2 separate regions of the Homo sapiens genome follow, and region 1 is linked to region 2. Evidence: read pairs that join two places in POLR2A ChIA-PET (ENCODE). Cell type or tissue: OCI-LY7. All regions are shown on one strand.

Region 1 (2,500 bases), 260 kb after region 2:
TGATTCAGGAGGCTGTCAAGACACAGGTGTCATGGGGCTTATCTTACAGATGAGGAAACTGGCATTCAGAGAGGTTAAGCCAGCCCCACATCTCATAGCCTGTGAATGCAGAGGCAGGATTAGTACCTAGATCACCCAATGTCTGTTTGCTGTAGTGTCACCTGTTGCCCCAGTTGCCCCAGGTAACCTACTCAATGGGAAATGAAAAGGAAGAGCGTATCATTGGTCACCTTTTGTATATGGGGCTTATTGCTACAGATCTGTGCTTCACGCCTCAGGTGAGAGAGCCATGCGCCCCTTGTTGGTGAGCCATATTTTATAAAAAGTCACTCAGGTGTTCACTGACTTACCTTGCCTTCCAATTTTACCTTTTCAAGTTATGGTAAAGAAAGGGAAGAAAAAATGCAAATCCCTGCCCAAACAGCTGATGCCTCTCCCCTGGTAGATACCCTGTTGCTGGGCCTCTGCCACCATCTCCTAGTCCAAGACTTAAGTCCCCATTCACCCCTGTGACTCCAGAAACTTTTCTGAGACCTAGGGAATTGGTTGTCTCCATTTACTCTTAGTTAACCAAAGCATGCGTTTGCAGCATATCAGTTTTTGAATGTGATAAATACAGCAACCCATCTCCCAATCCCATGAATATTTCATTTTGGAGATGACTGCATAAATATTGTATTTGAATATTATGGTCCGGGACATCACATTAAAATTGCAAGACGATGCTATTATCCCATATAATGGAACATGAAATTAAAAACTGGAAAGAAAAATTTTGCTAGTCCTCTCACCTGTATTTCTTCTCTGTCTGTCTCTCATGGTTAGTCTGGTAACCATGTAAGTTTGAATACAAATTATCTAAAATTGAAAGTTTCAAGCATGGTTAAGTGCATCGACTGGACATTTTTGTATAATTAGCACTAGCCAGAGTCAAGGCAGGGTTTTATTTTCCTAAACTCAGGGGCTTCCTTTGATGACCCAGTTAGAGCTCAGTTACATTTCAGTGGGTTAATACTGTATTACAAAAAATCTTCGCTGAGTTCCTTCCCAGCAAGAACATGACTTTGCTAATGAGCTTGGATTATCTGTCTTCCATTGTCTGTCTGACCCCTATAGGGATTTAACTTCACAACCCAGACCTAGCCCAATTTTGTATTTTACCAAGGGGGAAACTGAGACACAGAGAGGACTGCTCTGTAGCAAGAACATGGCTTTGCTAATGAGCTCAGATTTTGCATGTGGAAAGATGTGTTAGAGAAAGAGCAAGACCCGTGACATAGGACAGCTGGGTCTTTTGATTGGTTCTACCCTTGTGTTGAGTCCTCTGTGTGTCCTTAGAAAAGTTGCCAGTCTTCTCTGGGCTCCCGTGTATCCATATGAGATGTATTGCTTGCCCCATGCCCTTTTCCTGAGTATAACAATGTGACTTATAGAATGTCAAAGCTGGAGAGTACCTTGGGAATTACCTAACCCAGGATTATTGTGACTGGACCGATGGCTTATGGGCTGGATTCATCCTAGAGAGATGTTTTATTCAACCAGAAATGCTTTTTTATTTTAAAGGAGTGGAAGTGCATTTCAGAATGTGTGTTCTTCACTTCTCTGCTAATTTCATCAGTCCTTGTTTTTTCGTATTCAGGCTGCTTCACACGCTTCCATTATCTGTCTGACCGCCCTGTAGGGATCTAACTTTACAACCCATATCTAGACCAACTTTGTATTTTACCAAGAAAGAAACTGAGACTCAGAGAGGACTCCTTAACATTTTGAAGTCACCCAGCTGGTGACAGGTAAAACCACACTGCCCCACAGATGAAAAGCACATTTCAGCCGAATTAAGTCTGTTCCCTGCCAGCGTTACCGTCATCGCCATTTCATTACACCATCATCCATTTTGTGATGACTTAGGTGTACTATGTCATTATCTTCCATAGTAGCCAATGTCTAGAGGTGGGTTTTCTGCTCATGCAGAAAAGAAATGCTAAGAATGTAGGTTTACTAATGAGGTTTCAAGTAATTCCCCTGAGTGAATGTCAGTGGATTTGTGGGAAGCCCGGTGAGAGGGAATTCTTTCTGGAATTCAGCGTGACTACCAGGGCAGGACCATCTTCAGCTTCCAAACCCTGAAGTCTCCTCATCACAGTAGACTTTTCTTGAGCAGCTGACCTGCACTGTCCTAGGACCTGGAAGGGAGGCACAAAGTCCAGAGCCAAAGTGTGTTGTAGTGAGAATAAAGGCTACCTGCGAGGAGACAGGTAACTCCAGTCTGAAGACAGAGTAACGAGGTCTGTTGCAGAAATGCAGACAGCTCTAGAACTCTGAGCAGACTGGCTCAGTGGAAGAGGAAGCATTTTTGTGCCACAGCCCTGGCTACCTGCCCTGTCTGGAGCCTAAGAACCTCCCCACACATCATGGTTGTGATTAAGTTGAAATCATTCAGGCATGTATTAGGACTTTTTCAAATGCAAGTGAGGAATCTCATCTCAAAAATGCCTTAAGC
Region 2 (2,500 bases):
GCAAGCTACGGCCCCCGAGGAAGATGCCAGGAGCTGGGTTTGCTGCCAAGGGCTCCCTGCTGCTGTCCCTGTGATTTCAACTCCCCAGGGCTCCCAGTGGGTGAGAACAAGGGCTGGCTGTGGCAGAGTTCTCGTCTTTGGGTGGGGTGTGTGGCGAATGGAAAGTCAGCCGCTCCGGCCTCGTGGCTTGGCTGCTGCGAGCACGGATGCTTTATAAAGTGACTTTTCAAGGCCTTCTCCCTCCACTGGGCCTTGGCAGCCACGCTGTTTCTCCAGAACTGAGCCGGCCTTGTGTCTGTTGGGAAGAAAGACATGAAAATGAGGGCTGGAGCGGACGCAGGGCCCCGATTCCAGGAGAAACAGGGCATCATGTTGTGCTGCTGCCTGGGGCAGAGCTGACAAGCGCCACATTCATTCCTCAGCAGGAGTTGGCTCCCTTTGTGGTATCAAATGCCCCCTCTGCACAGCCGCGACATTGATCAGCAACATCAGCTGTGTAGAGAGGTGGCGCGGGGTGGCGAGGCCGTTTGATTAACCAGGGGCCCTCTAAATGCTGTTTTTCTAATCTGAGTCATCCCTCCAGAAAGTTATGTGCTTGTGTGTGGCAATATTACAAGTGTATGTTGTATTCTGTGTGGAGGGCACCTCTCAGAGGTGTGCAAAGAGGCAGCCCTTATTTGGAGAAGAGGGGCAGATGCGCGTGGTTGCAGCTCTCTGCACACGTTTATGCCTGTATTTCTATCCCTATGCTATGTTTGCATGCCTTTTGTGAATGTACACAACTCTGAATGTTTTTCTTTTTAAATTTTTATTTTTTAGAGACAGGGTCTCAATATATGCCCAAACTGGTCTTGAACTGCTGACCTCAAGTCGTCCTCCCGCCTCAGCCTCCCGAGTTGTTGGAATTACAGGCAACTGCCCCTGTGCCTGGCCAACTCTGACTGTTACTTGTGCATCTGTTGTTGCATGCATGAGTGGGTGCGTGTCTTCCTAAGACAGAGAGGCTTCCTGGATTCGAAACATGGCTTTGCTTCCTATGCACCATGTGATGAATTCCCATCAGCCTTGGTTTTCTCACCTGTATAATGGGGATGATCATGGTTCTCACCTCACAGGAGAGTCTTGGAGGTTAAATGGGGCAACATCTGGCTCCAGGTCAGTTGTTGACGTGTGTCAGTTACTGTGGCTGTTACGGTTTTGACTTTGCAGGCTTGCTAGTATGTCTGTGTGACCTGCTCCACGCCCTCATCCTCAGCTGTAGCAGGAATTGTGTTGGTGTTTTCTCTTGCTTTCTGAACAAAGGATCCAGTGCTCTGAGTTCTGAGGAGGAAAAGGGACAGGATCTGAGACTCTTTTGGTTTCATCAGGGGCTGCTCAGCTCGCTGTGTCCCACCTGGATGGGGGAGGAGTATCCGACCCTTCCTGGGCCCTGAGTCCCTCCTGGGTCACTCAGGCTTGTCACACCTCCTCCCTGAGCCCCCCCCCCAACCACACATAGACACACACACATACAGTTATGCACATTGAATCTGTCTGACGTTGCTGCGGTTTCCCAGGAGGGGTTTAAATAATTCTCTGTGGCTGTGGTCTGAACTGCACAGAGAGAATCTCGTTGTCTCTAACCTGCTAGTGGATGGCTCCCACCTGGCCTGACCTCTGGCTCCAAAGGGCAAGTCCAGCGTTTCAAGCTGCTCTTCTAGCCCTTATGAACCTGAGGTCTTGGAGGACGGCTCTCAATGGAGAATTGTGTCTGGAGAAGAGACAAGGGTGAGGTATTCCCAGATGGGCTTTGAGGAAAGGGCCTTTTGCCTCTCCTGCTGTGAACAGCTTTCATGGCTCTTCTTCTGCAGTAGAGTAGTGATACAGTTTGGCTATGTTCACACCCAAGTCTCTTCTTGAATTGTAGCTGCCATGATTCCCCCACGTGTTGTGGGAGGGACCCGGTGGGAGGTTATTGAATCATGGGGGCAGGTCTTTCTGGTGCTGTTTTTGTGATAGTGAGTGACTCTCATGAGATCTGATAGTTTTATAAAGGGGAGTTTCCCTACACAAGCTCTCTCATTCTCTCTTGTTTGTTGCCATGTAAGACGTGACTTTCACCTTCTGCCGTGATTGTGAGGCCTCGCCAGCCACCTGGAACTGTGAGTCCATTAAACCTTTTTTTCTTGATAAATTACCCAGTCTCTGGTATGTCTTTATCAGCAGCGTGAAAACAGACTAATCCAGGTGTTAAAATCGCCGGCCCTGGCAGAAGATTTGTAGGTTCAAAGCCAGGTTTTGCCGCTTACTGGTTGTATGACTTGGGCAAGACGCCTGCCCTTTGTGAGTGTGTCTCCTCATCTGTCAAATGGCTATAGCTGCATCCAAGGCTGGATATGAGGATTAAAGGGAGGTATTCCCATAAAATCCATAGAGTGATCCCTGGCCTGCAGGAAGCATTGGTAAGTGTTAGCTGTGGCTGGCTTATTACCATCAGTTACTTGTTTGTCTCTGTGTATCG

Evidence for each region. Peaks named below come from ENCODE experiments on the same cell type or tissue, not always from the same donor. Only the 100,000 strongest peaks of a DNase experiment are listed, where the experiment ranks them.
Region 1: POLR2A ChIA-PET joins it to region 2 with 12 read pairs; 3 of 35 experiments call an interaction of 5 or more read pairs at or near these places.

Annotation. Positions count from the first base shown.
Region 1 is chr16:17,145,666-17,148,165 of GRCh38, reverse strand. The region is part of intron 6 of XYLT1 (xylosyltransferase 1); the gene reads left to right. Among named protein-coding and RNA genes, the nearest start is that of XYLT1, 320 kb to the left of the region's middle. In OCI-LY7, no CTCF peak of the experiment used is centred here; no DNase peak of the experiment used is centred here.
Region 2 is chr16:17,403,087-17,405,586 of GRCh38, reverse strand. All of the region lies in intron 1 of XYLT1 (xylosyltransferase 1), which reads left to right. Among named protein-coding and RNA genes, the nearest start is that of XYLT1, 67 kb to the left of the region's middle. RefSeq lists an enhancer at 1-627. In OCI-LY7, no CTCF peak of the experiment used is centred here; a DNase peak (open chromatin) is centred at 1,006.